2 separate regions of the Mus musculus genome follow, and region 2 is linked to region 1. The links are chromatin loops, found by intact Hi-C in ENCODE. Cell type or tissue: heart. All regions are shown on one strand.

Region 1 (8,000 bases):
CCCCTCTCTCCATCCTTACAGTTTCTGGTCCCTAATCATGTCTGCTGGGTACCTCCCCTGCATCCTCTGTTCCCCTCACCTCAGTGCATCTCTAGCTGAGGCCTGGCCGCCATCCTTTCTCACCAGGATTATTTGGGGATTATTTTTTATTTACTTTTTTTTTCATTTTTTAAAAAGATTTATTTATTATTATTATTATATTTTTCTTTATATAAATTTCAAATGCTATCCCGAAATTTCCCTATACCCTCCCCCGCCCTGCTCCCCTACTCACCTACTCCCACTTCTTGACCCTGGCATTCCCCTGTACTGGGGCATATAAAGTTTGCAATACCAAGGGGCCTCTCTTCCCAGTGATGGCCGACTAGGCCATCCTCTGCTACATATGCAGCTAGAGACATGAGCTCTGGTTAGTTCATATTGTAGTTCCACCTATAGGGTTGCAGACCCCTTCAGCTCCTTGGGTGCTTTCTCTAGTTTCTCCACTGGGGGCCCTGTGTTCAATCTTATAGATGACTGTGAGCATCCACTTCTGTATTTGCCAAGCACTGGCATAGCCTCATATGAGACAGCTATACCATGGTCCCTTCAGCAAAATCTTGTTGACATATGCAAAAATGTCCTATTCTTATTACACATCCATGGTAAGATGTTCAAGTTTAGAGTTTCTCATTCAGAATGACTTCACGTGTGCTTTTCACCTGTGTGCAGAGTTTTCCATAAGCGCAGTCATGATAGAAACAGAAAGCGTTTTGTTTTGTTTCTTTTGTTTGTTTGTTTGTTTGTTGTTTTTTTAACATCTTTTGTCAGTCTTCTCCCAGCTCTCTTCTCAGGACTGGCAAATGACTCAGTGGGTAAAATGTTTCCTGTGCAAGCAGGAGATCTGACATGGAATTCACCGAACCCACAGAAATACCAGACCTTGTGGCATATGCGTCTGTAATCTCAGATGGGGATGAGCTGCTGGGAGGGGAGGAGAAACAGGTTCCCTGGAAGCTCACAGGCCAGCTGGCTGGTGGTGACTCAAAACAGGAGGCTATCTCAAAGGAGGGAGAAAGCGAAGACCAACACTGGCGGTCTACCACACACTGTAGCGTTTGCACACACACACACACACACACACACACACACACACACACACACAGATACCTACACACACATGCACTAACACATGATAAAATAAATAGCTTTTGGTAATGATTGTAGCACTATATTTACATAGCTAATCACACCAGGATCAGCTCCTGGTGTGACTCTTTAAGGACAAATGAATAACACGTTTTTACCTTAACTTTAAGATTCTCTGTCTTTTAATGGAAGCACCTGCACTGCCCTCTGTGTAACAGGGGGAAGTTGGGCGCGTGGTATCTTATACACTGAGTTTTGACAGAAACTCTTGTACAGTGATGTGAAAGCCTAAATGAAGTATGGAGGAACCAAGACTACAACCAAGGAGAATGGAGACGTTGTGGCCTGTTATCACCACTTTTATGAAGCTGGAGAAAAGTCATTATAGATCACCTTGTCACATAGAAAAGAACCTTTTGTATTTCCAAAACAACAACAAAAACCCTTAATTTTTCTATTGAGTTGGAAATGAACCCCACATGTAAGCACTCTCTTCAGAGATTAAGCAGAAACTAGCTCATATTTCCATAGGATCTAAAGCACAATAGTAACACCTTTTCCACAAGGACCTCCTAAAACTAGCAACTTTTTACTGGTGTTTTATACAACTTAGTTGTGACCAAAGATAATCCAAGTTATAATGTAATCCACTACATTATATAATGGAATCCAATCCATTATAGGCCGCCATCTACGGGAGCTGTCGTGACAGTCACTGCAAGTGGGGCTTCTCATCAGAGCAGGAACATGGTGACACATGTTCCTAAGACACAAAACACTTGGGTTTTTTTTTTAACCCTTAAAGGTTTATTTCAGTGTGTGTGTGTGTGTGTGTGTGTGAGAGAGAGAGAGAGAGAGAGAGAGAGAGAGAGAGAGAGAGAGAGAGTCAGTCTACAGGCCCATGTAGGTACCCAGGGAGGCCAGAAGAGAAAGTAGAATGACTAGCGGTCGGAATTACATGCAATTGTGAATTGCCGGATGTGGGTGCTGGGAACATCACGCTGGTCCTCTGCCAGAGCAGCAAGTGCTCTTAACCACTGAAGCATGGAGCACTTCCTCCACACAGAGGGCGATGGGTGTACACATACTGTATTGACCTTAAATTCCCCATCCAGACTCCAATCAAAATGCCCTCCTCAGCACTCCAAGAATCAGGAACAACTACAGGGGAGTGGTAGTGTACAGTTTCCTCTGGACACAGAAATTTGGGAGAAAGTCAACAAAGCAGGCATCTTGCCTTCGCTGCCACAAGGCTATCCGTTAGCAAAGGCCAGCCTCTGAGGTACCCTCCACAGTGTCTCCCACGTGACCCCGCGCACCCTGCAAGGCCAACCCCCTGGCAGGGCATCTTCTGTCTCCAGGCTTCCCTCTGGTGGCTGGCATGACCCTTCTTCTATCCACGGGTAGATTTTTCCTTCTCCTCTTGTCAGCCCAAAGCTCTCCTATGTATCCTTCAGAATCCAGGCTACATTTCTTTTTGTCTCACATCATCCCGTGCCAGTGCTGATCCAGGGACAGGGGAATCCCTCTCCCCACCGCCTCCCACTTCACACACAAACTTCAGATCACTATCAGTCTTCTTTGTAGGAGGCTTTGACTCAGTTTTACATTGCAGAGTTCTCATCTTCTGAGCAATCAAGGGGAACTATGACACTGTATAAGCATGTAAGCATCTTTCTGGCGCTGTAAACCGATGCGCCTTTGTCGTCGTTGGCCATTCCCCTTCTGCTGCTGTTTAAACAAGACCCCAAGCAACTGCTTCAGACCGCCCTAAGCCGGGATGAATAAAAGGGGAACACTGCCCTCTGGAGGCTGCAAAGAGAAGAGGGCTTCGTGTTTGGTCTCTAAAGGAAAGAAAGTAGCATCCTATTTCACAAACTCAAAGGCAGGCAGGTGAGCTTCCATGAGCACCGCTAGAGATGGAGTCATCTGTCCACAGGGGATATATTTTTAAGAATCTGAGAGAAATCAGAGACATAATTTTGAAATGAGCAAGTGAAGGTCATTCCTGAGACTCCAGTTGTCTACTGGGAGTCCCTAATGCTCGAGGTACCTCATGTTTGATGTAAGGTGTTTTGCTGGAGAGGGTAATTCTATGTATGTGGAAGAAATGCAAAAACCGATCCAAACCAAGCCAAACCAAACAAACCAACCAAAAAAAAAAAAAATAAAAAAAAAAAATAAAAAGAAGAAAAAGAAGAAGAAGAAGAAGAAGAAATGAAACAAAACAAGAACCCAATAAGAACCCAATTAGTCCGTGTGGTGGTGCAAGTCTTCAGTCTTAGCATTCAGGAGACAAAATTGAGATGATTAGGAGTTCAAAGCCAGTCTCATCCATTTAATGAGTTCAAGGCTAGGTTGTTCACAGAGATACCCCCCTCCCATACACACAATTCAGAAAAAAAAAGTACCAACCAACAACTCTATGCTATATATTTCTTAATATTTTTGACACAAAGAGTAATGCCTAAAATTCATTTCCCTCTATAACATTGTAAGGGAGTTAACCAATAAAACACTTTTTGTTGGGGGTTGGTAGATTGTAAGAACTCATTAGTCTCCCTGTGGTTAAACCCTAGGGCAAAGAAAATAAATAAAGTTAAATTAAATTAAAACAGTTTTCTATTGGTTAAAAAGAATAAAAAGGGAAAATGGAAGACAAGCACCCACCTGGAACAAGACGGAGAAACAAAATGGCGGTTATTTACCTGAAAGAGAAGAGCCAGGGAACAGGCAAGAGTGGGTGGGTATCCTGGAGCCTCTGCAAGCCCACAGGCAGTTAGAAGAGTTTGAATGGAAGCTGCGCAGACAGAAATTCCAAGTGAGGCTGTTAACTGTGAGTAGCAGAGAAAGTCAGCACTTTCCATTTCCATGGGTGTGCCTTCACAGGCATGTGTACACACACCTGCAAGTGCAGGGCATGGTGGGTGGCCTGCCCCATAGTTGCTTCTTAGTGAGTCGCCCAAGTTCATCCTGGAATCTCCAGTTCAGGAACTCAGAGCTTCCGTCTCAATATTTTTAACGTTTCAAACTCGCGATGCAAGTCTGTAAGTACCAACCCTCCCCTGCTTGGAACTTCCTACCATAGACATCCCATACATCAGGACCCTGTTTTCATCTGGTCCAGTGCAGGATGCTGAGCTGTGCTTGAGGCGCCGGCGCTGGAGCTGGTGGAGAGCGCCACCTGCTGTCGCTCGTTGTGCCTTGTGTGCTGTGTGTTCCAGAGCTTCCGCCACTTGGACATAGCTTTCCTCAAGATAGTCTTGGTTCTTTTGGGTCATTTTGCCCAAATGCAAACGCATTTGCATTGTGGAGGGTGATGATAACCGAGAGAAAAACCTCAAATGAAACACAGTTTCTGCATGTTTAACCCACAGTAAAGGAGAGGAAAAGAAAAACTGGCCAGCTTCTTCTTCTTCTTTTTTTTTTTTTTTTTTTTTTTTGAGACAATTTTACAAGGTCAGTTAGAGAATTCAATTCTGTGCCCCAGGAAAAGCATCTAAAAGCCATTCTCCCGGCTTTATAAGATAAACGAGTTGGAATAGCATCGATATTGAACACTCTCAAATTAGCAAACAGCTTCGTCCCTGGCTCATACAGGGAACCCATTCAGTCAGCTTGACTGTAAAATTCTCCAGCATTGGTTTCAGCCCCATGGACCCCCCCTTGCCACCCCCACACACTGTGCTCCACTTCTGTTTGCAAAGGGAGGCTAGAGGAGGGGGAAATGAAAGAGGCGTAGGTTTAGAAGACCCACTAAATACAGAAGGTGGGGTCTCTAGTACCACACACATCTCTTTAATGTGATTGATTGGAGGGAAACCCTTCTTATATTTTTGGTTGTGAGCCTAGCCTTTAATGGCTGATCCATCTCTCCAGCCTGGGGTAAGCATTCTTGACAACAACCCAATGTGTGTGTGTGTGGGGGGGGGGGGGTGTGTGTCTTATTTTCTTCTGATCCCTGGCTTTCTCAGCAGTCTTTACTCACACACCACCTTTGCAGCTATAATTATACAAGGCACCCTGTAATGTGAGTCAAAATGCGCTGCACTGGAAATCTGAAGAGCTGGGCTTAGTTTTAGTGCTTTACAGCAACTGCAGAAGTGGCCTCAAGGTGCTAAAATTCCCCCCTAGATTCCAGTTATTTCACAGGTAAGAAAGGTATGTACTTTGGTGGCCAAAACCGTATCTGACCTTGGAGGCATGTCATGTATTGTGACCATAAGAACGCCCATTAATAAGACTACATTTTTAGAATAGTATAATTAAAAGGAATAATTTGTAAAGGTGATTTAGCCTTCGGAATCCCCAGTTGACAGAAGCAGTGGGCACGCTACTGTATTGTTATCATCACTCCTTAAGATGATGGCATAGAATTTTGTTGGGTAGCCTGAGAGAATTGCATCTGAGTGTGTGACTAACAAGAGTTCAAGTTTAAAGCACAATTCGTGTGAAATATCCAACAGAGAAGATAGCTTCATTTCACAATCATGCTGGTATCTTGAGTTGAATTACCACTCTCAAAAATTATCATCGTAAGCCACAGAGATCGGGGCTTTGTATCTGTGCCAGTAACAAGTTATTTAGTCTGGAATCAGCTAAGGCTGCCTTATGTTGGCCCTCATACTGCAATGCAGACATCTGTTTAGGGAAGCTGATGTGTGTAGCTATCCTATTTTTTATTTGTGTAGTATATTTTGAAAAAAAAATTGGTTTAGAAATCTTTTTACATGTATTATTTACTGTGTGCCTGTGAGTGAAGTGGAAATGTAAGGGTTCTTTGTAAAATCGGCTGGATGGTGTTTTGTTTGAGAAAACACATGAAGGAACATTTTGCTGAAGCAGACACAGGAGAGAGGATGTGCTGCTCAAACAAGCATGTGAAAGGAAACGTGATGAAAGATGCTGTGCTAATGACACACGTTTATTGTTCTGCCTTACAATGAGCAGTTGAACTGCGTTTGTCAGGATGCCATAGAGAGAAATGACCACAATCTTCTGGCGGTGTACTGCAGTTTCTTGCTGCTTCCCCGGACTTGGGCTCATTGAATGCACATGCAAGGCACGTGGAGGACACCTGATGTTTGGAGGGTATAAGTAGGACTCCATGGAGTGATGAAAACAGAGAGCTTGGTTTGCCGGTACAGCTAGCTGTCAATGCTGTAGGTCTTGCATCTTCAGTGATCATCCTTTCCCTGAAAGAGGCACAGCTGAGAACTTCTCCTGGTGTTCCTGCTGGTCCCTCCTGCTGACTTAAGCTGAGACTGAAGCCTGGCTGTCTCTGCTAGGTTGTGTCACCGATGTTACCAACTCTACCAAATTGGACTGTGGTATATCTGTGAAGTGTTTGAGAGTGGATGAAGCTGCCACTGCCTGCTAACCTGTGAAGTGAACTGCGGATTTTCAGACAACATAGACAGGAGTTGCTCCAAAGAACAACTAAACAGGCCCACTTTCCCCTTATCCTTCCTTTTCCACTACCTTCAGTGGGTGGTGGGTTACAAGGAAGGTTAAAGGACCATCATTAAACATAGGGTTTGAAAAAATTAAGGTTACATACCATGGAGTGTTTGTGGACATCAGAGGACAGCTTATAGGAGTCAGTTCTCCCTGTCACCAGGTGGGTCTTAGTTGATTGACTTCAGGTTGTCAGACTTGGCAGCAAGTGTCCCTAACCACTGGGCCATCTCATTATCCCTACAAATATTTTTTTTAAAAAAATTAATGTCTTTAAGGTTGAGAGCAATGGTAATATTATTTCCCAAGTAATTTATAATTTCCCAAAGAGTACAAACTGAATATTTGCATATCCAAGTATAGTCAATGATATAACAATGATTATCTTGAGTTAAAAACAAATACGGAAGCAATGACAAAAATCCACACCCACCCAGTCTGTAGGGCATTGTGAGACAACAATTTCCATAAAATCAGCATGGTTCAAGTAACTAGACAGTGTGACCATAACTGCCTTTCATTCTTTCCCAGTTCTCTTAACTTCCTTTAGGGATCAAATCACTAAATTTGAGGCGAAATGATATTAAAATAAGACCAGAAAGGCATCTGAAATGCTTAATGATGTGCCAGAATGCACTCATGGCTCTTTCTTTCCTTTTTATCTCCCCTCTCCTGTTGGGGTCATTTTGTCCCCGCCACTGAATCACGAGCTTCCGGACACTAGGCAATGCATTCAGGGAGTGTAAAAAAGTTAGACCCTCAGTGGCACTGGCAACTCATCTCTTACTCCCCTCGGTGCTTTCTCACAGCTAGCCCCTTCCATTGCCCCAAAACCTCAGACTCAGTAAAAGGATGTATCCATTCTTCTTCTAAGTCCATCCCAGCGTATCTTTCTGCTTCTGGATGGCCTTTTTTTCCCAAAGGGACTATAAGCACAGCCATCGCAAACCCGTCATAGGATGCTTTGGATAGCAATTTTCACCTTTCCTTCCGCTTCACTCATGTATCCCAATCTCCACATCAGGACCATTTGCACTGCTTTGCATGGCTCATCCACTAGAAATAGCATGCTGCCTATCTAGTGAGGTCGTGACAGTTATAAAATCCCGCAAATACTCTCCCCGGTGTGCTGTAGCACTTCAGGCTCTGGTTTAATTGGTGATGCCTTATAAAGGTTACTGGGTTTGCGTTAGCTTCTAAAAATAAACAAGACTATTCAGTTAAGTCTAACTTTTTCTTATTAACTTACCAACTATCAAGAGACTTGGGTCCACTATGTGAAGCTGAAGGCAACTTTGAAGTCTGACATTTTAAATAAAAACAAAATCTATTTTCTATTTCCCAAACCAGCTAGAACATCTTTTATGTGGAAAGGTCAGTTTTTAAAATGGTCTGATAACTTGCCAGCTGTTGAA
Region 2 (8,000 bases), 420 kb before region 1:
TCTGGGCATTTTGTGGGTGGATTATCTTGATTACACTGAGGTGGGAAGACATGCTCACTGTGGGCAGCACAGCTTCCTGGGTTGGGACCTTGGGATATAAAGATGGGGAAGGAAGCTCAAGCAGCGGCCATCCTCTCTGTCCTGACTGCGTGTGGGGTGAGCATGTGCTCTGAGTTCCTGCTGCTTTGACTTTCCTGCCATGATGGCCTGGGTCTTGAGTTGAGAGCCAAATGAACCCATTTCTCCTGTCAGTTTCTTTTTATCAGGGTATTTTATGACAGCAACAGGAAAAGGAACCAAGAAATTTCTCCATATGAACTTTATCCATTTACCCATCCATCCACACCAAATAAATGTGTGTGTGTGTGTGTGTGTATGAGAGAAATAGAGAGAGAGGAGGGAGAGACAGAGAGAGAGACACAGAAAGAGACACAGAGAGAGAGAGACATAGACACACACAGAGACACAGAGATGGACACAGAAACACACAGACAAAGAGAGGGGGGAGAAACAGAGAGCAATGCACACAGAAATAGAAAGAGACAGAGAGAAAGAGAATGTTGTATGGTTTCTGGAGAGACACAAACAGATACAACACCAATGGCAAACTAGAGAAGTGATTCTGCCTCAATCTAGCTTGGTGATCAGTTAGTTGATTAGGGTTATTTCCAGGAGTATGGATGAAGAGTTACTTACAAGAGCATGTGTGTCTCAAAGGTGGCTGCATGGCTGAAGAACCCACTGTAGCATAAGGGATAACTCTGGGAAGCTGCATCACCGGAGTTCCCTGCTCAAGTTGCAGGCAGCTCTCCCGGAGTCCACCTCCTCATCCCTCCCTCTGTTGCTTACCACGTGTATACACAATCTTACATTTTAGATAGCATGTACCTGAGTCTTGTAACTTTAGTAACTTTCCTAGCTGTGGAAGTTTAGTTTTAAGTCTTTTGAACCTCTCTCCCTCCATTCCTCCGTCTCTCCCCCTCCTTCCCTCTCTCCTTATCTCCCCCTCCTTCCCTTTAAGGGGAATGTTTCAATTCAGAGGAAATAGCTACACAGTAGTCAGAGAGACAGAGACACAGTTACACATAGAAGCAGAAAAACAGGAAAACAAACTAGAAAGAATGAAACCATTTTATACACTGTAAGTTAAATATTACAGACAACAGGAGGTGCACCTTTTTGTCTTTTCTTCTCTTCCTTCCTTTCTTCCTTTCTTTCTTTCTTTCTTTCTTTCTTTCTTTCTTTCTTTCTTTCTTTTTCTTTCTTCCTTTCCTTTCCTTTCCTTTCCTTTCCTTTCCTTTCCTTTCCTTTCCTTTCCTTTCCTTTCCTTTCCTTTCCTTTCCTTTCCTTTCCTTTCCTTTCCTTTCCTTTCCTTTCCTTTCCTTTCCTTTCCTTTCCTTTCCTTTCCTTTCCTTTCCTTTCCTTTCCTTTCCTTTCCTTTCCTTTCCTTTCCTTTCCTTTCCTTTCCTTTCCTTTCCTTTCCTTTCCTTTCCTTTCCTTTCCTTTCCTTTCCTTTCCTTTCCTTTCCTTTCCTTTCCTTTCCTTTCCTCCTCCTCCTCCTCCTCCTCCTCCTCCTCCTCCTCTCTCTCTCTCTTTCTCTCTCTCTCTCTCTCTCTCTTTTTCAACACAGGGTTTCTTGAAACCCTGATGGGACACACTCGCTCCATTTCTATGACCAGTGTGAAGCATGTAGCTGAATTCTTGGGCCTCTGTTGATGTGAATGCCTCCGAAGACATTAGCTGACCTCTGGCAGAATTTCCCAGTATCCCCTAAAATGCAAAATAAACCCTACGTTGGAATCCAATTTTCTCTATAATCAGTTTGATACTTGGTGTGTATTTGTGTTAACATTTTTTTTTGATTATTTAAACAACAAACACCCTCAAATCATTTAAAAATCTTACAGAGAACTTGATTATGTTGATGAAGGACAAACTGGACTTTCCACATTTGAGCAGCAGGTGGCGCTCCTGGCATTTGGAATCGCACTGACGCAGCGGCTGAGCTCGATGGTGGAGGATGCAGTTTGCTGCTGGTGCATTGCAGTGGGCAGGAGGTGGTGATGCATTTTATTAACTTCCTGTTTTGCTTGAGACAAGGTCTTGTTACATAGCCATGTTGGTGTCAAACTTGTAATTCTCCAGCCTCAGCCACCTCAGTATTGGAGTAATTGGTGTGTACCCCACTGGAGTATTGGGTCATCCACACTCATTCCAGGCAGGAGGCCGGGCTACTGTTGAGCCTTTGGACTATGTTCTGTATTTGTTCTTTTAAGAGTGAAAAGTAGTTCTCAGTCTCTATTTTATACGAACCCGGGATCATTCTGTTTCCAGGGATAGGTAGCTGCTGAGACTGCCCCATTGTCCACCCTTAGGGCACCTCAGGATCTGGTGAGGCCAGGTGCCCTGGCATTTGGGTTCCTGGGTCCCTAGCTCTTTTTGCCCTGTTACTACCTAAGGTCTTAGGACCTCCACATGTCTCACTGCCTGATGCCTGAGAGCCTTAGAGATGCTCCTGAGAGCAGTGACTCTGCCTGGCACTGTCGCTCAGCAGCCCCTCCCCCAGCTCTGGGACATCAGTATCTCCTCATTGCTAAGGCAGGAAAAGGACAAACTTTGACCCCCAAGTTGGTTCTTCATCTTTTTTTTTGCCAAACATCCTAAAGGCCAAGGAACCCAAAGAGCTCCTATAGGAACCCAAGGAGACAAAGGCAACCGGGAGCAGAGAAAGCTAGAGGCTTACAACGAGCCTCCCAGCTGTGGGTCTGCAGAGCCTACTGACCTGCTTTGCCTGCTCTGAAGTGGGCAAAGTAGACTACACTAAAGCAGACTCCAGAGCACTTTCCAGAACAGTGTGCCTGTCTTGTCTGCCAGGATTACCCTGGTTAGGATTGTACATTATCATGGCTATTGTGAACACCGCTAGCTGGAGATACTAGTGCCCTATCCTTAACTAAGTAAAGAATCTCTGTGGACATCCTAATAAGAATCTGAAGTGTGTGTGTGTGTTTGTGTGTGCCTCTGTGTGTGTGTGTGTGTGTGTGTGTGTGTGTGTGTGTGTACAGGTGAGTGTGGAGCCAGAGGATAGCCTCAGGTCCTGTCTACTTTGTCATTTGAGACAAGGCCTCTCAATTGACCCGGGGTCCCATAGGCTGGCCAGCTAATGGGCCCCAGGATCCACCTGCTCTTACCTCTTCAGTGATGAGATACAAGTACACACCACCACGTGCAGCTCCTTAGAAGGGGTTCTTGGCTTGAGTTCAGATCTGAATGCTTGCATGGTGAGCATTTTATTGCCCCGGAGTTCAGACTTAATCTACCTTAGCCAAGAAGCTGAGTAAATTACTTTATTTGAAGTTAAACTAGGGTTTTTTGAGTTTTCCCTTACTACCAGGGCCGGTGACATCTTGACAAATGAGCAAGGGTGAACAGGTAAGTGTTCCTGATAGACTTCAGGCTGGGCAGCCTGGCAGCTCACTAAATAGCCACCAGGTGGCGCTGCATACAGCACTGCAGGCCACCTTTCCCGTGTGAGTCGCTGAGCCGTGGCTGGCCTTGGAAGTAGCATTGCTTGGATCAGGAAGGGTAGAGTTTTGCTTGTGCACAACAATGCCTTGCTGCTCATGCTCCTGACCTTGTACCCTAGGGACTGTAGCTATTATTGGTTTCTGATGAATGCTTTTCTGACAATCTGGCTTAGCATCTTTCTCATTTTCTGCCTTGCTGGGTTTAATGTCTCAAATCGGGATATTTCTGTCTGACAGATAAGGGCTGTATCATCAGAACAAGATGTTCTTGCTTGTGGTGATAAAAAGCCTCTACAGCGCTCGGCCCTGGCATAGCCTGATTCCATCCCAGGGCAGGGTGAAAGCCAGGGTGGCTGGACCAGGGGCCAGGGTGGGCAGTGCTGGAGTCAGAGGTGAAGAGGACTTCAGAGGAGGGGCTGTCACGAGAAAAGGCTTACAGTTGGAAGGATGATTAAGGTTGGAGAGGGGCTGCAGAAGGAGCTTAGGAACAGAAGTTCACAGAAAAGTACAAGCATGCTATTTGCATTTTAAAAATGTCTGCTTTGCCATAGACACTGAGCAAGCCAGAGAGACGTGTTCTCAAAGTTAAGATGGATCTGTCAAATTGCTTCTTGGAAACACATTTTCTGGGTTCAGTAGGGCACAAGTTTGGGTTGCATTTGCTATTGGGGATTCTTTGGCAGGGTGGTAGGCGGGTGATGTGGAGTCAGCTGTAAGCTACGGCCACACCCGAGGGCTGCCACACCTGAGGGCTTTGAGTCCTTTGGGTTTATTTGTGCTTATTCTCTGAGAGAGGGAGGGAAAGGAGAGAGGGCGTGAGATAGAAATTGAGATAGATAAATAGAAAAAGAAGGTTGGGCTTGGACATCAACCCGAGAGCATCAGTCTTTCTCTCCTTCTTTCCTCTTGTACTTTTTTCTTTTCTCTTCCATCTCTTCTCTCTCCCTTCTTCCCTCCCCACTGCTCGCTCTTTCTCTCACCCACAGCCCCAATTCTTGGGTCGGGAAAAGATTAGATCAGGCTAACTTAGAACTGGCCAGCATGAAGGAAGAGATAAGATCTTGAGATTGAACTGCTCATATTGTACATTTTTTTCCCCTAATAGCAGCTGCTGACAGACAAGAGACCCGTGTACCGCTGCAACCTTTAAAAATAGCTAAGGGTCAGCCAACATTTTAAGATTAGAAAACTAAAATGAGCTAGACATATCCAAAACATCGATTCTATTGATCACAACCCTAGAGCTGTGTTTCCACATGCTGAAAAATTGTTAGCGAATCATTGTATGATGAAAATATGTTTTTATTCCTGCATATGGCAGTACCTTAGAAATGTTGAGATTTTGTGTTGGAGAGATGGCTCCAAGATCACGGACTGCTCTTCTAGAAGGCCCAGGTTCAATTCTCAGTACCGGCATGATGGCTCACAACCATGTGTAACTTCCATTCCAGGGGATCTGACACCATCTTCTGGCCTCCTCACACACTGGACATATACAATGCATAGACATATAGATAGGCCAAGCACACAGACACATTCAATAAATATACAAATTAAAAAAATCTAAACATTTAGATTTGGAGGTTGTGTTTATGTGTGGTCTAAGGTGTCATAGTTTGAGAGCTTGAAATATTTACTTTCTAAAGAATTTTTTTCACATTTAAAATTGTATTGCTTTATTGTGTATGTGTAATGTACATGTATAGACACGTGTATGCCACAACACATATAAAAGCCAGGGAACAACTTTTTGTGAGCCAGTTTTGTCCTTTTCTCATGGGACCTGATTAAGGAAGACCTTCCCTGACATTGACCTCTGACCTCCACACACAGATGTGCACATCTGCCCTCACGTGTGCAGGAGCATGTACATACAGACAGATTTATTGAGCTCATGCATTGACAGGACATGTAGATACATGGATTAATCTCTGAATGTGTTATGGCCAGCGATTAGCTGATCAAAGTGGGGCATGGCTGGGTGGTCCAGCCTTGGCTGCAGTGACTGAGGAAACTCTCACTGAGACCAAGGCTCTCTTGGGTAGGATCTGCATCCTCCACGGGCCAGCAGTCTCTGCTGGGACACCTCGGTCACTGCAGTATTTAGCGACAGAAGTAAGGCCCCAATGCAAACCTGTATCTCCAGCCTCGCCCTTGGTGGTCAAAGCGAGTTTACAGCTGGCCTCAAAGCCACGGAGCAAGGAATATATTCCACACTCGGGGAAGTTCAAAGACGGGGCAAACAGTATGGACAGATGGAGATATAGGAAATTGGTTCCCAAAATGCAATAGTGCATATGAATGAAATTACGCATTAATCAGAAAATGGCTCTTTGATGTTACTGTTAGCTTGACACTCACACCTAAAGTCATTTTTTTTACCATCTTCTAGAACCTTCCTTGCTGCTATCTTCCAAAAGTATCCTGAAACCTCCACCTCCTAGGCAGATACATCTTATGCATGCCCAGCTTGCTCCAGGTAGCCAGCCCTCCCTACATTTTGTATTCTTCAACCTTACCCTTGCTTCACCACTAAATTACAAGTTCTGCTTCCTCTGAGATGCCCCGACTTGGTACCAGCTTCTTTCTCAGAACAGCAGTTCTGTTCTGAACTTGCGTTATTGGTCATCTCTTGGGATTGCTGGTCTTATCTACAGCTGAGAAGTCTCTATGAGTCTGGGGCAGTGCTGAACCCACTATCTGGCTCAGCAGCTGGCTCACCAGGCAATGCTCAGCAAATGCTCTTTGTCCTGATGCTGGGAGCAAAGGGAAAGTGGCTCTCGTGGAGCATCGAAGCCAGGGCTCCTGCCTCGGTCATCACAAACACAGCCTGCCCTGTCATTGTCATCCTCCTGGTCATGTTTGGACCTCGCTGAGGAGCAAGTCGCTGGAGGCTCCCAAGTCCCACCCCACAGTCCTGCTACTCACGTCGCTCATTACGCTGTTCGATATCTGATGCCTAGCCACATTGATCTGCGTCTTTTTGCTTTACCCGGAGCTGATTAAAAGGCAAGAGAATTGGCTTGTATTAGCTGATAATGAAGTCTGTGTTTATGAGTCAGGAGTCTGCTTGCTTGGAGCATCTGTCCTGCCCTGGCTTTCTTTCAGCGTGGTTTCACCTGTTGTCCCCACTCCTGGAGAGCTTCCAGGTGCCTGGAAGAAGTCACAGCTCTGTTCTATCCCAGCTTTACACAGGACTTCCTTAGAGTCAGGACCCGAGAGCTGCCTCATCACCCTGGTAAGGGTCACAGTGGCGGTGACCCTTAGCTTTTATAAAAAATTTAAATGGGGGAATATGCTGTGTCTAAGGTGGGTGTCACACCCTTGCACCGACTACAAGCAGGCTTTGATAGCAGAACACTTCAGGCACACTCCCATCAGAAAGAACAGTGAGTGTCCCCCATACCTCCTAGACCCGATGGCTGGTAACATCTTCCGTTTCTTGTCGTATTGTTCCCCCACCTTTTACTTTGTTGGGCGATTTTAATTTTTATTGTTATTTTCTCTTCTCTAATTTTGTCATGTGTGTGTGTATGTGTGGGTATATTTATGCGTCTACATGTATGTTTCTGCATGTGTGTGGATGCATGACAATGTAAGCACATGTGTGAATATGTCCACCTGCATGTGAGGCTTCAGACTGATGTCTGGATTTATCCTCCACTACTTTTCCGACTTAGTCATTGAAGCAAGGCCTCTCAATCAAACCCGGAGCTCACTGAGATGACTAGCCTTGCTAGCTAGCTTGCTCTGGGGAGCCCCGTCTTTGCCTGTTGAGGCTGGAATTAGACATTTACAGAGCTGAGCTCTGGTCCCTGATGTTTGCGTGGCAAGCATTTAATTTCGAAACCATCTCCCCAGCTGCTGGGTAATTTTTAAACAAATCACAGATGTCAGACTGTTTCATTCTCGAATACTCAGGCAGTTGACAAATGTCCTTCTGCCTGATATTCGTCCGTAGATCTCTGAGGTTGATAACATTCTCTGGTTTCTCCTCAGTATATTGAGCATCTAATCATGATTTTTTTGTTTTGTTTTGTTTTGTTTTGCCACATTGTTCCTTTGCTTCTCCAGGGACATTGCAAACAAGAGACATGAGGTTTGTTGAGCCTTGTCCCCACGTTTAGTTAATAACTATTGTAACATGTCATGAGGCATATGACGAAGTGTGTCAACAAATCAACAATCACGGAGCCTGTCACCACACTGATACATGGTGTGGGCCCAGAAGGTGGGACTTGGGGAATGACCAAGATTAGGTGAGGTTGCATCTCAACCTCTTTAACGTTGGCTTCAGGTTGTGAAGGGAACATCTGGCCCACGTGTGAAACTGTAACACCAGAGCCGAAGGACCTACCACAGGACAGAGATGAGTCCACGAGACCCTGAGTGAGTCACAGGGCTCTCAGTGTGCCCACTTGGCAGATAGCGGGCTGCTGAAGGCATCTTGGCATCTGATGGCCTTTCTTTTAT

The links. Hi-C counts contacts between places; a loop is a spot of excess contacts. Peaks named below come from ENCODE experiments on the same cell type or tissue, not always from the same donor. Only the 100,000 strongest peaks of a DNase experiment are listed, where the experiment ranks them.
Region 2: it touches region 1 in a loop (5-fold over the local background); 34 of 42 quality-filtered maps call a loop at or near these places.

The regions. Positions count from the first base shown.
Region 1 is chr9:111,914,453-111,922,452 of GRCm38, forward strand. It overlaps 4930545L08Rik (RIKEN cDNA 4930545L08 gene), which reads right to left and starts at 4,277. Exons shown (of 2, transcript NR_166641.1): 1 at 3,837-4,277. In heart, CTCF peaks have their summits at 2,944 (motif pointing left) and 4,315 (motif pointing left); no DNase peak of the experiment used is centred here.
Region 2 is chr9:111,493,765-111,501,764 of GRCm38, forward strand. No RefSeq gene overlaps it. Among named protein-coding and RNA genes, the nearest start is that of Dclk3, 59 kb to the left of the region's middle. In heart, a CTCF peak has its summit at 1,961 (motif pointing right); no DNase peak of the experiment used is centred here; H3K27me3 peaks cover 398 bases.